2 separate regions of the Mus musculus genome follow, and region 2 is linked to region 1. A link is a loop called in an ENCODE intact Hi-C map of the cell type or tissue named here. Cell type or tissue: heart. All regions are shown on one strand. Links, peaks and the distances in the headings refer to the core of each region. The heading gives the core; the rest is flanking DNA.

Region 1 (8,151 bases), core at 2,588-5,087:
GAGGGGGGCAGAGGCAGAGAGACAAGGGGGGGCAGGGAGAAACCTTTTTTTTTCCTGCTCTGTTCAACAGGAGCTAAAAGAAAAAAAAATCTCTTAAGAAAAAATAATTACAATATTCTCCCTTTTATCCCAAATCCAAACAACTGGATAGTTCAGTTAACAAAAAAAAAAAAAAAAAAAAAAAAAGGGCAGACAAAAGTTAAGGAAAGCAGCCAACGAGATAACGACTAAAGTTCAAGCAAGCAGGAACATTTGTTCAACTCCCACAAGGTTATAAAAGCCAATGTTTCTGGCACTAGGGGGTGGGAGTCAAAGGAGGGGTGAGGGAAGAGGAGAACCAGGAGGAAGAGATTAGGAAAACAGGGCAAAGCCTCAGGAGATTAGCTGCCGTGCCTTCAACAAATTATTTGTTTTTAATGGCTAAACTTGGGCTAGGGACATAGCCCTATGATAAAGGCGCCTGCTCCACACAGGAGGCCCTGGGTTCCATCTCCAAGACTACAGCAAATGAATAAATAATTCTTCAAACCGAAGGTGCGAGGGTGGTGAGTTTCTCACGCAAAAGTTCAATTGACAAGTTACTTTTAAAAAAAAGATAACAGAGTGAACTCTCTAAGATTTAAAACAATTACTTCATTGTCCTGTTCGTTTCTGAAAGTTCTTCATCTTTTTTTCCTCCCATCTTACAACAGGTTCTCAAAAAGCCAAGTAAAAGACTCCCTTTGCTCCTTTTGTTTAGAGAGCAACTTAAGGCCCATTTTCCCACCAACATACTGTTCCTTTTCACCACCTTCAGCATTATTCCTCAGACAAAAAACACCAGGCTAAACTTAGATTGTGAAAATCGGTTCTGTCTCACTGTTGCACTGGGGCAGAATACACACCACAGAAATGTAGAATAGTATACAACAGCATAAGCAAATACATTTTTCTTAATCCTGTAGACCCACTTATGTATTAACATTTGCAATAAACAAAGTCAGTATCTTATTGAGGTGATCCATTAATTTACTATATATTAAATCATCTCCAAAGAACTCATATAAGAGGTATTTTACCAATCTGCACATTCAAAATTTCATCCCCCAATCTAGACTTGCTTTAAAAATGTTTTCCTTCTCCAAAAAGATTAAATCATGGAATGGAAGCCTAGAATTTCAGAAGCCATATATGGTTACAGATTCTATACGGTAGTAGTAAAATGTGCACTTACTCTGTAGTGCATTGTACAAACCTTGGCCTATCTAACAAATTCCCTGTTGCATAAAGATTCTATTTGCCCTTAAAAATGGTAAATAAATGTTTTAAAAGAGTGAAGGTAGACTAGATTGGAACCTTATGTAACGGAAACAGGGAAGCATTATATTCCTAGCACATTTAAGGCCCATTGCTTTTTAATGCATATTCTTAAGAAAATATGGGCACGCATTTCCAAAGACAAAATTACCAACCCCAATCCTTTTCAAATGTGAGGAATGGGGAGTAGCCTGTTCCTGGGGATGGGCAAGGATGAGAACTCCTTATCCAATTCCACGTGGCCCATAATTTAAACTTGTGCTACTCTGTAAACATTCTCATTTCCAAGGAACATTATATTTATATTTAAACGGCCTTAATCAAGATAACAAAAATATTCCCAGTATTCTCTAAACTCGCAATACATTTGATAACATGGAGAATTACAAGCAATTACAAAATGATAGCTCCAATTAGGAAAACTGGATCTAGTCCAAATTCAAATCAAAAGAGGCTCAGATAGTCCCGATGGCATCATTTAAATGAAGAGAACAGAGGACTTCCAGCAAAGACATGTGTTCCACTCTTGCTGCATTTCTACGACAGAACTCTTGCCCTTCAGGAAATCCCAAAACCAAATCTGAAATCACATTCATACACTTTCTTGTCTCCTGTTCCCAATGTGCTACCCTAGTTGTGTGTGTGTGTGTGTTTGTGTGTGTGTGTGTATGGCGGGGGGGGGGGGGGAGGTGTCGTTGTAATCAGAATGAACCCAAGAAACTTGAAAGGCCCAAATGCAGAAAATACACAGCACATTCACTGTTTCCCTTGGCCTTTCTCATTCAAACCTCTACCAGTTGTGGAAGACTAAGCAATGGGAACTTGAGAAGCAGAAACCTCTTCCCAGGAGCCCAGAACTGCATCTAGTGGGAATTTTAAGCTTTCTGAAATTGAAAGGTCACACCCAGCAGTCTACCTAACCCACTTTGCCAAGGCTCAACCAAGGCTCAACCTAAGTGCTAGAACCTTCCACTTGCCTCCATGCTGAAGCTGAAATCCAGTCCCCTCTCCCACCCCCATCCCCCATATCACTGCCATTCCCCCTCAGAGAGCAGAACCACGACCAGCCTTCTCCCTCCATCACCATTCTCCTTGCACTCCAGTCCTCCCACTGCCTCCTCCCCAGCATCCCCAAAGGGAGCACAGCAGTTCCCTCAACATCTCCAAGAACCAAGGCAGGTTTCACCTTCCTCCCCTGCCCAACAGGCGCCATCCTTAATGTAAAAACCAATGAAGCCCCCCCCCCATCGTCATCATCATCCCCTGCTCTTCTCAACTGCTGTTAGCTATCCTTTAAAAAGAAAAAGAAAAAAAAAAAACCAAAAACAAAAACCAAAGGTGTTCCCACCTCGCCCAACCCCCACTGCCCGCCATCCTGGGTGAGAAAACCAAAAGCCCCCTCTTTTTACTCCCACCCTCCATCCTTGCAGAGGAAACACCCAAAGCCGCCCCCCTGCATCCCGGCCCCCAGGGGAGCGAAAGCCCTGGGGAGGAGGCTTAGGCACGCACCCTAAGGGACCTTGGAGCCCCAGGTTCCTCAGCCCCCAACGTGGGCGAGGCAGCGGAGGCCGGAGGCCGCAGGTACCCAAGCCCAGCAGGTCCGCGCAGCCCCGGAGTAGCGGCCACGGAGCACGAGCTGCGGCTCCCCGGGGACGCCGGAGGCGTGCGCACACACACACACACACACACGCACACGCACACACACACACACACACACACACACACACGCACACACACGCGCGCGCACACACACACACACACACACACACTCGCGGAGGGAAAGCGGGCTTACTGTCTGGGGATGCTCACCCGCGCAGCTGTCTAGGCGGCACCGGCGGCCGCTGCCAGCTCCGAGACCAAAGCGCAGCGGCGACAGCGGCAGCACAGGACTGAGCCCCCTCGGCCGGGCGGTGGATGTAGGGCGCGGGAGGGGCGCACGGGGAGGGGCGCAAGAGGGTGGGAGGGAGGGAGGAGGGAGCACGCGCGGGGGCGGGGGCGGGGGCGGGAGCGGGGGCGGGCGCAGCCCACTCGGGGCGGGGAGGGGTAGGGCGGAGCGCGCGTCCGCCTGGGCTCTGCCCGTGGTGCGAGGGGCTGCGGTGCGGGCAGATCGCGCTCGCGCGCGGGAGCCCAGTCGGGCAAGCGCGGGAAGGGGGCGCGGCTGCGTGGGCCCCGCCTCGGGAGAGGCCAAGCCGCTGGCTAGGCGCGCACAGTGCGCGCGAGAGGTGGCCGCGAGCCCGCGGTGGCGCGGCTTCCCGGAGCACCCCCTGCAAGCGTCCGAAGGGCACGCGGAGGGCGGGCCAGGGGCGCCCACCGCCCCCCTCCCTCGCGGGCTCAGGCCTTCGCTGGCTGCTGGGGAGTCACGAGTCACTGCAGGCAGCCACGGCCAGAGCCCGGGAGGTGGGAGCAACAAAGAGAGACAGCCAAGGTGGCCTCTAGCCTCTCCAGGGGCCTCGCTGACCTGCACAGCCCAGTACAGCCAGTGATTGCAGATCTCTTGGTTCCCACCACACTGAAAGACCCACCGACGACCTCTCCCCTTAATAACAAGCTGGACAGAACGAAAAGAGCCTTTATTCAGAGGGCTTTCCATCATTCCTAAAGCTCTCACAGCAGAGCTTCACATAGTGACTGACTCCGTCGTTCTTTCCCTAGTTCAGTTCAGTGAGCCCTCAGCATGTGCCCAGTACTGTGCCAAATGCTGTAGATACAGCACAGTTGTGCACACACTCGGCTTTATTGGTGGAAGAAGACAGATTATGAGCAAGTGAGAAAATAAACACAGTGGGATAAACTGCAGGATAAAAGGGTGTATAAATAATGCGAGAAAGAAGGTAGTATTTAATCTAAGCCTTGCATGGTATAAAAGCAGTGGGTGTAAAGAACCAAGGGATAACTTTCCAAACAGAAGGAGCAGAGGCAAGGAAGCCAGGAGAATCCCACCATGTCAGTGGAGGGAAGTAGAAGGACTTGGTTAGAAGAGGGTTGAAGGAATTGCAGGTGAACTAGAGAAACCTGCTTTTTTTTTTTTCCTTTTAAAGAGGACCCGAAAAGGACCAGAAGGAAGGAGTAGGGTCGAGGAAAACTTTGAAAGGTGAGAATAGTCAGTACTTAGAATGTCTAGTGAGTCAGGAGAGAGGTTCATTAAAGGAATCCAAAGTCTTGATTTAAAAACATGAAGGCCAGCTAGGAGAGGGGAGAATCAGCCCTTTATGTGGAAGCAGATGAGGCGGAGCAGCTGTGTATTTAAACCAAGCAAAAGGTCTAAACACTGCTGTTAGCTCGTCCCCCCGTCCCCCCCCCTCCAGCTTCAAAATTCAAGTGATGGCCTCTTTTACCCGACCCAATAGCTACTTGCAAAATTCCTTTCTCTATCTTGCTACCCAGAGCCTACGCCTCTTTTCTCTTTCTGAGCCCTTAGGCTCACTGAGGTCTGGTATTTCTGGATTTGCAAAAAAAGTCTCCCCACACATTTCTTAGGAAAGGAGACTGATCCGCCCCAGGCCATCATGGGAAGGCCTGGAACAATTAGCACCACTTCAAGCAGCTCCCCTGCATACCAGCCCTGGGCTCAACCAGAAAGAAACAGCCAAGAGCACTCAGTGCAAAAGCTCTGGGTGGCTCTGGACAGAGAGCCAGTTACTGGAGATTCTCAGATCAAAGCCTGGGCTCTGGCAGGCCTAACAAGGTCGGCTCCACCACCTGTTTCTGCTCTGCCAATTCAAGTCCCAAGTGATAGTAAAAAGTGGAGAAAGGAAGACAATTTATTCTATGGAGCCACATTGAGAAGAACAAATGAAGGTCTAGTGACTCCCAAATCCATGTAACATGAGGATTAGGATTGAATAGAGAGCCAGAAGTATGTGTAGCTGAGCAGTGTTGGCCAAGTTGGGTATGATCTGGAAACTGACGCGCCACTAGACTCCAGTCTGTCCCACAAGGAAGTCCTGATTGTAGTAGTCAATACTGTGTGAAATCTCTCCTTGGCAAGCAGGTTCTTCCTTCAACCTTTCTCGTTGCCCAGCAGGAGATTCCTGGGACCATTGTGATTATTTCACAATCAACTAGCCAAAGGGAAGGGCACAAGTATCTTTAGAATCTGACAGGAAAGTACAGACCCTTTCTTAAGGAACCTTCCATTGCCCAATTGGTAGAAATTGTCCCTTTCTTTCCTTTCACTTCTTTAACCTTCTTTCTTTCCTCCTTCAACCCCCACCAACTCCGTTCCACACATTCCTGCCTGTCTTTCTTGCTTCCTGTCTTACCTCCCAGGAAGTCTTGGGCACCTGATGTGAGCTGTGCCCCACCTCTCCCATCACCCTAACTAAAGCTGCACAAGCAAGGCCAGCCCTGTTCTCCCTCTAGCTGGTCACTTTCTTGCATTGGAATTCAACTTTTGGAGGTCACAGAAACACACTGTTTCAGTTAAAATATATAGAACTGTGGTGGTGTTGCTGAATAAGTAGAAGGAAAGGAGTTGTTCAAGGGGTGAGTTTGTTTTAGAACATTTTTGTAATCATCTAATGTGAAGATTCACACACAGAGACACACACTCACACACTCACACACACAAAAGGATAAATTCAGGTAGTCTAATCTCAGATCTGAGTATGCTTGGATTTTTTTGGTTGAGGAATATAATAGACATGAGGAAAGGAATATTATTTGAGCAAGACGTTAAATACATGTAGGTAGTATAAGAAAAGGTATATTTTCTTATGCTGAGGTCATTATACAATGTTCACACTCTAAATTCCTAACTACAGTCCTAAGCCTATCTCCCCAAAGGTGCTCCCCTGAAGGTCAGCTCCAGTCACTAAAAGAAGTCTCTAAATCAAGAATCAGGATAGTGGGTAGACTCTACAGCCACAGGACAGATCAAGGTGGTGTCTCTCCAGATGTGCAGAGTAGAGCCTTGCTCTTGGTCTCTGCCTATATTCTGTCCAGTGGGCGTCATGGGGGTGGAGAGGGGTAGGAGTACGTCTGGTTATCTTGAGTGAGTGATGTCATTGAGTTCTGGTTATCAGGAGCAGCCTTGGATGTTGTGGGGATCCTGACTAAGCTAATTTTACATGTCTAAAAGGCATTTCTTACTATGCTCATTACAGATATTCAATTTCAATAGAACGTTGAGTCCTCTTAGAAATGGAAATATGGAGCATTTAATACACAAAACTATCAATCCTTTGCCTTCTTTTCAAAAAGTATTGTTAGAGAGAGGGCTAAAAAGATAGCCCAGCGTTAGCATGAGCCCTGCATTGTGAGCAGGAGAGAGAAAGAGGGAGAGAGAAAGAAAGTAACAAGAATTAGCACAGTTTATATTCATCATCTGATGTAGTTTCATATTAGATATTATGTTCCCCACCTTACAGAGGAATAGACTGAGGCAAAGAAACTGTAGAGTCAGGATTTAAAAATAAAACAGGGAGCTTTCGAGCCCACAATCCCAACCAATAAACTGTAACTCCAAAACAACAAAAGAAGAGTGCTCATCACTTTTACCACGGCAATTCTATATGGCTACTTATTTCAGGTCAGTGATTTGTTTTCTTAAAGTGCCCATGCATCCAGATCCCCTTCCACGAGAGACCTTCAGACCTAAAACACTTGGTCCATTTGAGGTTCATCAAGCCTCATGATAATGGTGGAGGGCAGCATGAGCTCAGTGAGTGCATCTACCTACCACTGAGGCCAACCATCCTTTCCGCTCAGAGCCTGTGCGGAGGGAGCTGCATCTACCTGGATGGAGACTGCACGGTTCCCTCCCCGTGTTGTAGTCACTGAAGTTCATCCTGCCTAAAGCCGTTTGTGTGAAATCTTCACCACCTCTACATTTCAGGAGTAGCTCAGCCTCTGGAGATTCAGAGTTGAACTACTCTGTGTCGATCTCCATCCCAACCAATTTCTCTTCTGTTTCCTGTCTCTGAGGTTGCTATGTCAGTGTTCAAAGTAAAAAAAAAAAAAAAAAAAATCCACTTCTTTTGATTCCCCATCCAATAAATTCCAAAGTCTGGTTAAATTCTCCTTCTGCTGGAAAGAACCTAGATGCCCCTCAACAGAGGAATGGATACAGAAAATGTGGTACATCTACACAATGGAGTACTACTCAGCTATTAAAAAGAATGAATTTATGAAATTCCTAGCCAAATGGATGGACCTGGAGGGCATCATCCTGAGTGAGGTAACACATTCACAAAGAAACTCACACAATATGTACTCACTGATAAGTGGATATTAGCCCAAAACCTAGGATACCCAAGATATAAGATATAATTTGCTAAACACATGAAACTCAAGAAGAATGAAGCCTGAAGTGTGGACACTATGCCCCTCCTTAGATTTGGGAACAAAACACCCATGGAAGGAGTTACAGAGACAAAGTTTGGAGCTGAGATGAAAGGATGGACCATGTAGAGACTGCCATATCCTGGGATCCATCCCATAATCAGCATCCAAACGCTGACACCATTGCATACACTAGCAAGATTTTATTGAAAGGACCCAGATGTAGCTGTCTCTTGTGAGACTATGCCGGGGCCTAGCAAACACAGAAGTGGATGCTCACAGTCAGCTAATGGATGGATCACAGGGCTCCCAATGGAGGAGCTAGAGAAAGTACCCAAGGAGCTAAAGGGATCTGCAACCCTATAGGTGGAACAACATTATGAACTAACCAGTACCCCGGAGCTCTTGACTCTAGCTGCATATATATCAAAAGATGGCCTAGTCAGCCATCACTGGAAAGAGAGGCCCATTGGACTTGCAAACTTTATATGCCCCAGTACAGGGGAACACCAGGGCCAAAAAGGGGGAGTGGGTGGGTAGGGGAGTGGGGGTGGGTGGATATGGGGGACTTTT
Region 2 (8,151 bases), core at 2,371-4,870, 48 kb after region 1:
CTCCCTCCCTCCCTCCCTCCCTCCCTCCCTCCCTCCCTCTCTCCCTCCCTCCCTCCCTCCCTTCCTCCCTCCCTTCCCTCTCTCTGTCTTTTCTTCAACCCATCTGCAGTCTTCCTTCCCTTCTCTCCTCCCCATCCATCCCCACCACCTCCCCTCTGCCTCTCCCAATCACTCCTCCATTTCTCTTCAGAAAAGAAGAGGCCTCCCATGAATATCCAGCAGTCATGGCACATCAAATTGCTGTAAGCTCTCCACTCCTAGTAATGCTAGATAATACAACCCAGGAAGAGGAAAGGGTTCCAAAGGCAGGCATCAGAGTCAGAGACAGTTTCTGCTGCCAGTGTTAGGAGTCCCACAAAAAGACCAAGCTTCCCAACTGTAACATATGTGCAGAGGGCCTAGGTCAGGCCCATGCAGGTTCCTTGATTGTCAGTTCAGTCTCTGTGAGCCCCAATGAGCCCAGGTGGGTTGCTTCTGTGTGTTCTGTTCTTGTGTTGTCCTTGACCCATCTGGCTCTTACAATCCTCTCTCTCTCTCTCTCTCTCTCTCTCTCTCTCTCTCTCTCTCTCTCTCTCTCTCTCTCTCTTCCCCCCACTGGATTCCCCACAATCTGCCTAATGTTTGGCTGTGGTTTTCTGCATCTGTTTCCAACAGTTGCTGGGTGAAGCCTCTCTGATAACACCTGGACTAGGCACCAATGCATGAGTACACTTGGAATATCATTAGGAAGAATTTTCTATTCTAAGTCTCTGGGCTATCCAGCCTCTGGGTCCTAGCCCTCCAGGCAGTGTCAGGGTGGGCTCTCCCTCATGGTATGGGTCTCAAGCTGGATCAGTCATTGGTTGGCTACTCCCACAGTTTCTGTACCACCTCTATCCTATTCCTTTAAGAGACTTTAGAATAAACTGAAAGAGAAAAAGAAGGCAGCTGTAATATAGCAAAGCAACTCAAGAGATATGCTTGCTCACTGAGGAAAATGATCTAATAGTTCAGACAAAATTGATATTAAGAATAAAAGGAACATTTTATAGTCATTTCCTTGAGTAGATGAAAGTGGATGGGAATTTAGTGAAGAAATGGAGAAATTACTGTTAGGCAAGATATTTCTGCCATTGTGATTTATTTAGTAGCAGGACAGCAGCATTTCTTTATACCTTCTGATCACATCTGTTTCCTCAGTGAGATAAAAAACAAAAACAAAAACAAAAACAAAGATTACACCAAAAATGAAGGTGAGATGAGGAAGTATTGGAAGTCTGAAGAGAGAGGGAGTACCTAGAGCCTAGCCCTCAGGGAGAGATGGAGAGTAAATTATGCAAATAGGTTGCTAAGCAACTTGAAGGACCCACTTGTGCTTGCCCATCAGGATTTTAAAGTGAGATCATCATTAGGCATTATGTTTTCCTGTTTTGCCTTAGTACTATCTCAGGTGCAGGTGCTTAGTTGGAAACTAGTTGAAGTTCAGATGGTTGAGGGGTTTGCCAAAAGAATAGGCAGATGCAAGGAAGACAAGGAGTATGTGTATGTGCAAGGAAGGGATATGGAAGGGGGCAGTGCAGTGAGGTAAGAGGACATGAAGGAGGTGAGGGACAGTTGAAGGTGAAGGAGACTTGCTAGATGGGGAGTCCCATGTAATGAAAAGATAATCAGAATAAAGAGAGAGAGGCTATGAGTTTGTGAGAGAGTGAAGGGCATGTGGCAGGCTGGAGGGAGGGGATGAATGGTGCAATTATATTTTAATTTTAAAATCACAAATGAATGGAGAGTAGGAAATTCAGTTTCCTACCTACCTATCCATGCAAGAAAACATTTTGGACATTTTAATAAAAATGGTGAGCCAGATATGGTGGCGCATGCCTTTGATCCCAGCACTTGGGAGGCAGAGGCAGGCGGATTTCTGAGTTCGAGGCCAGCCTGGTCTATAAAGTGAGTTCCAGGACAGCCAGGGCTACACAGAGAAACCCTGTCTCGAAAAAAAAAAAAAAAAACAGACAAACAAAAACTAATAAAATTTAAAAAGTAAAAATGATGAAGGCCAGGTATCTTAGGGTTTTACTGCTGTGACCAAGGCAACACTTATAAAACATTTAATTGGGGCTGGCTTACAGTTTCAGAGGTTTAGTCCATTATCATAGTAGGAAGGATGGCAGCCTGCAGGCAGACATGGTGCTAGAGAAGCCCAGAGTTCTACATCCTGATCTGAAGGCAGCCAGGAGGAGACTGTCTTCTGCAGGCAGCCAGGAGGAGGTTCTGATTCCACACTGGGCAGAGCTTGAGCATAGGAGACCTCAAATCCCATGTCCGCAGTTACACACTTCCTCCAACAAAGCCTCACTTATTAAGGCAACACCTCCTAAGAGTGGCAGTTCCTAAGGCCAAGCATTCAAACACATGAATCTATGGGGCCAAACCAATTCAAACCACCACACCAGGTCTAGGTTATAATCATGAAAGTGGTTGAGGTAGAGCTAGAGGCAGACAAGAGTCCTTGAGGAGAGGAGATCAGGAACTAAGTGGTCCCAATGAGAGGGTCATCTTGCTCATGGGCATAATGAATGGGCTTTATTGTAAGCTTGAAACTCATGTGGAAAATAAATCTTCATCATGAAATCATGAATATTAAGAAGTGGGAGCAGATGGGCATGGTAATCCCAGAACCCTGGAAACTGAGGCAGAAGGTTCACAAGCTCCAGGCCCAACTCAGCAACAGTGCAAGAATGCTTCACCAAAAGGTGCAATCAGAACTCTGCCCTCATGAATGGATTAATACAGCCATGGATGAATGGGTTCATGGTAGGTTAGCTGCTAGTAGGTCTGTTATTAGAGTCTCTCACTCTCATGCAGCCCTTGTCTTCTTGTCATGTAATGCCTGTGCCACACAGGGACTCTGCCAGCAAGAAGGTCACCACCATATGTGGTTCCCCCCCAACCTTGGACCAGATTTAGTATCTCAAATAAGCCTCTTTTCTATAAAACACATTCAATCAAAGGCTTTGTGTTATTAGTAACAGAAAATGGACTGGTGTAGGACCTTTTATGGGAACTTTGGAAAGCTGAGGAAATGTGTTGAGGAAAAGGAATTCCTATGTCAAATGGAGATGGGAACCCCTGTGTAGAGTGTTTAGAAGTTGTGGGAGATCTGATTATGAGTCTTCCGATTTTGTATAGTCATTTTTTTTGACTTCAGGAGAATATTAAGTGTCATGGGCTGAACGAATATAGAAGTCACCTGGGTGATGTGGCCTGCTCATGCACTGAGGATTTCGTCTTAGCTTCCAAGGAAAGGGTGTGGAGCCGTAGGGGCATGATGTAAACCTGTGGACATACTCCAACTTCAGACTAGAGCTCCATCGCCATCTCTGCCGGCGTCGTCCCGTTTTCCACTGGCTCCCATCAGGCTTCCACGTCCTCCTTTCTGCGGAACTTACTCTTGCCAAGGACACCATTGACCTCCCTGAACTCAATTTCACAGTCATTCTGTTGTCTCTGTCTCAGTGTTCAGCAGTAGCAGGAGGCACGATGCCAGCTTCTTCCTTCTTAAAGCACTTGCTTTTTCCCAACTGCTTCTGAGAAACAGCTGCCTTTCTTTCCTCACTGGCTGCTTCCCCTCCTGTGCTGGAGACATCTAAGTGGAATGATTTGGGGGCTGCAGAACTCAGTTCGTGATCCGTGCTTCCCCCTTTCTGCCTGTTTCTCTTGAGATTGCCTCTCCAAACTGATGGTCCCACTGAAAGAACTATGCTGACTGGCTGCCCTTCCTAAGTGGGAACCCTCTCATGGGCTTTAGATCCCCATACTTACACTTCCCCCTGGGCATTTCTTCAGATTCTCAGGGTGGTGGTGGTGGGCAGCGGCGGAGGTGGCGGCGGCGGCAGTGGTGGTGGCGGCGGCGGTGGTGGGTGCATGCATGCAGGCACACACTTGCTACAGAGTCTGAAGACAGTTTCCAGGAGTTGCGTCTCTCTTTCTGCATAGGCTCTGTGAATCGAACTCATGTCATCAGACCTGCACAGTCAGGAGAAGACCCTTTTTACCCCCCCCCCCAACAATTTGACATAGCAGCCAGGTTAAAAGTTACCATTTGAATGCTGGGTGAATGAATTGAACAAATGAACTGATGAACGATGAAATCAGTTAGTTAAATGTCACCCTTGGAGGAGAGTGACAGTCTTCATATGGAAGTGGCAGACCAAGAGAGGAGTCTACATAGTTTATTAAGGGTCCAAGAGGGGTCATCAGTGGCCTACATTCTTCTGGCATGAACCACTTCTGTCAATCATTAAAGAAGAGCGCTGGAAAAGGTTCTTTTGAAACCTTGCAAAGAGCTATTTCAGGCCCTTGCTGTGGTAAGAACAACTAGATCCTAGCACATAATAGACTGAAGGGAGGGACTAGCAGAAGCACTTACCTTCTCAGAAGTTTTGGTGGGCGATGAAGACTGATTGATTAGTCAGTGACAGGTAAAGACCTGAACCACAAATTTTACCATAATATACCTAACAAACTACATGCTGTTTGACTAATAATAAAGCCCAGGGCAGGACTGAGTTGTCCAGATGTCTGTGGCCATTTTGAATAATCTCAACTTTTCTGGAGGGCAGTGTACTAATGGCTACTAGACCCCATACTCCAGCACTGCCTTGACTCTAGCTGTCTGCATACCCCACCTCCCTAGTCCACATGCCCCACCCCCACCATACCAACAGCAACAGTCATCATTCCACCTCCAGAAGCTCTGCCCAGAGGAACTTTTCCAACCTATTAAGCAGAGCTTTTCACTCCTGTGAATACTAAGAAGTGAACCTAATCAGAGCCCTTGCCAAGACAGCCTCTTTCTCTGTCTGAAGCCCACTTGCTTTTCTGAAAACTGCAAACTAAAGAAAGGACTCTCGAGCAAAAAGCCCCCTCCCTGCAACCTTCCTTTGGAGGTAAAACATGCCAGCTTGGAAGTCTCCCAAGGACCAGTGATGCCAGACTTCTTATGAACAAAGCCCAAATTCCTTCACATGCTGCCTGATTGATGGAAGTCCTGTGGGATCTGACCTTTGGAGGATTCACAGCCCAAAGGCGCCTGATTATTAAGTACTACCAGAATGGTCAAAAAGCTCAAATTATAAAAGCAAACACCCCAAATCCCACTTGCATGCCTTTATACATATTGTTGTGGCATGCTACACAAAACAATAGAAGGCATAATTCTTGCCGGTGTAAAGGTCCATGTAGACTGGACCACCATATGTGCAAAGGACATCCATCACTTAATGAAGAGCATGTAATGAAAGACAACGTGATCAGCAGTCTTCCTGCACCATCCCTGCCAAGGGCTTTGATGCTCTCGGTTCTCCTTTGGGTAGCCAGATATGATGAGCCAGAACCAAAATATGAGAATCAAGTTTCCACCCTCACTGAGAGCTAAAGATAATACTTCAAGTTTAACCGATGGTCCCTAGCACAAGAAAATCTCAAGACAAAAGAGTGTTCCCCTTCACCCGAATTGATTCAGAGCTGGGGCACTGAAAACATTCAGGAGGAATTTACAGCTGTGGCTCCAGCCCTAGGTAGTCATTGTTTCTCAGTCATCCATTTGACCATTCTCAATCATGAAAAAACAAAACAAAACAAAACAAAACAAAACAAAAACAAAAACAAAACAAAACAAAACAAAACAAAACAAAACCAAAACAAAACAAAACAAAACAAACAAAACAAAACAAAACAAAACAAAACTCGATTTCATGGGAAGTATATAAACAAATGTGGATCTGAGCAAATATTTCCTGGAGTTGGGCATTGGAGACACCCTATAGGAGAAATCGTTAAAGCAAAGAGAACTTGTAAAATTTATACATATGGGGGAAAGGTGGTGCCTTTTTTTTTTTTTTTTGAGTTAGGGTTTCATGTAGCTCAAGTTGGTCTCAAACTCAAAATGTAAACAAGGATAAGTTCAAACTCCTGGTTCCCCTGTCTCCACCTCTCCCCCTACCCTGTGCTGCCACACTAGTAGTAAAAAGTAAAGGGGAAAAAAGTGGAGGAAAAAAAGATTAAAAAAAAAAAAGCAAGTGGCTTAACTGGTTATCATTCTGCTTCAGGACTGGCCACACAACATCCCTTTGAAAAATGAGATTAAGAGAAGTGAGAAAGCAGAACTGTGGAGCAATGAGTGGACTATTTCATGACTTCTCAAAGCCACCAGCCTCAATACTCTGTCCCCACAGCAGTCCCGAGCACATGAGATGGAAGGGATCACCAAATGCCGATGTGGCCATGGCCTCTCGTCTGTCCCAACAATGCCAGAGCCACGCACAGCATGCCACATGTTTGCTTTGAAGGGACTCTTTCCTATCCCAACATGGCTGTGAGGCACGGGATGGAGCAAAGGGTTTCCTCGGCTTTAGCCCTGACCACTTTCAGCTGAATGAGTATAGTACACCAAGCCGTAGCATAATCCACTGGAAGCAGCGGGAAGGAGACGAGGAAATACAGGACATATGGTAAAGCCATTTGAAGTAGCCAATCAGTCCCTAAACAGAGAGGCAAGAGCCACATAATATTTCATTTGGGGAGAAATGAAATTGATATGCTGAAACCATTCATCCAAATCTCAATAGAGGTTTCTAAAGCACGGTGCCATGCAAAGGACAAGACTGCCTAGCTTCTGAGGACACTGTATGGTGGGTGCCATTCAGGGGACTACGTTTAGAACCTACAGCTAATTCCTTGAAGTAGCCGTACTGTTTGGTTTGCGTGGGTTTTGTTTAAATGGGCAAATATTGCCCAACAAGCCAAATGTCCCAAGTAGACTGCTCTACCTTGATGCCAGGAAGAAAGTGAAGTGGATTGTCTCAGATATCCCATTGTTGGCTCTGCAGAGGAACAATGTCCAGTACATTGGCAAGAGCATTAGAATAAGGATGTGATCTCCCAGGGGACCTTTTTGGAAGTGCAACTCTCATTTACTAGATGTGCAAGATCTGTTGTAATTTAAATAAATACAAAAGCTCCAATGTATTTTTTTCAAACCCACCCCTACTTTCCTAAACAGTATGTTGAGGAAGAGGGGAAGGGAACCAGTGGTATTTTGCCAAGTCATGTGATGTCACCTTGTTCACAAGCTGCTTCCTAAGGGTAGTGGACCTTGATGGTGCACACTTGTACTCCCAGAACTTTGGGGGTGGAGACAGCAGGATCAAAAGTTCAAGGTTATTGCTGGCTACGTAGTGAGGTTCAGACTAGCCTGGGTTACATGAAGTCTGTCTCAACTAAACGACAACAAAAATCAAAGAAAATCCCATAGCAAACTTTTTGTGAAAGGGTCATATGGGAACAATTTTGTGCCTTGAGGACCATATGGGCCCTGGCATATCAACTCAATTCCATGTACAGGTGGTGCGAAAATGACCATAGGCAGTACTGAAGCACATCAGAATGGATGTGTGCCAAGTAAATGCTCTCTGTAAAATCAGCCAGAGCCAGAGTTACAAGATTGGGTCCTCAAGCCCTAGCTTGCCAACCCCTGCTTTTAGGGCAATGCTGACACACATTCACAGACAGGGTTCTTGCTCGTCATCACCAAACAACTCACTGGAAGGTAGAGGGGCTAGCAGAGGTCCCCCTGGCTCCCATAATCGCTTTTCTCCAGCAGTTCTCAGCTGAATCCCATGATGTCATTCGGAAATGCAGTGGGTCGCTGACAGGGTCATATTACTCAGAGGAAAACAGGATGTTTGACACCTAAAACATTCAGAACAAGCCAGAGCTCATCTCTGGAAAAAAAAAAAAAAACCTCATATAATGAGATATAAGCGGGGGCAAGGGAAAAGTCAGTAATAGAAGGCTAACAGGGGGCGACCACTCATGGAAAAGGGATGCTGGCTTGAGCTCAGATGACCGCTGCTCCACCGAGAACATTTCTGCTTGCAGCTGTCACTTCAGTGGACAGATGACTTCATTTCAGTTCCTCTCAAATAGAGGGACAATAATCTCTCACTTGGGAGAAATACTATATGGTAGATGCTTTGAAAAGTTGTAAGAGAAATATGAAAGACTTAGGAGGCAAAAACCACTTCCCAAAGCATGAAATTTGTGAAGAAAAGGATCGGGCGGTTCTTTTGAAACACCATAGCTTCCTAGAAAACTGAACCTAGCCCAGCA

The links. Hi-C counts contacts between places; a loop is a spot of excess contacts. Peaks named below come from ENCODE experiments on the same cell type or tissue, not always from the same donor. Only the 100,000 strongest peaks of a DNase experiment are listed, where the experiment ranks them.
Region 2: it touches region 1 in a loop (1.8-fold over the local background); 3 of 42 quality-filtered maps call a loop at or near these places.

The regions. Positions count from the first base shown.
Region 1 is chrX:56,726,823-56,734,973 of GRCm38, reverse strand. It overlaps Fhl1 (four and a half LIM domains 1), which reads right to left and starts at 3,213. Exons shown (of 7, transcript NM_010211.3): 1 at 3,106-3,213. In heart, for the core only: no CTCF peak of the experiment used is centred there; a DNase peak (open chromatin) is centred at 3,613; H3K4me3 peaks cover 1,513 bases; H3K27ac peaks cover 2,472 bases; H3K27me3 peaks cover 285 bases.
Region 2 is chrX:56,679,037-56,687,187 of GRCm38, reverse strand. Gm39515 (a long non-coding RNA gene) reads right to left here and starts at 4,711. Exons shown (of 3, transcript XR_878113.2): 1 at 4,409-4,711; 2 at 3,802-3,978; 3 at 2,297-3,625. In heart, for the core only: no CTCF peak of the experiment used is centred there; a DNase peak (open chromatin) is centred at 3,427.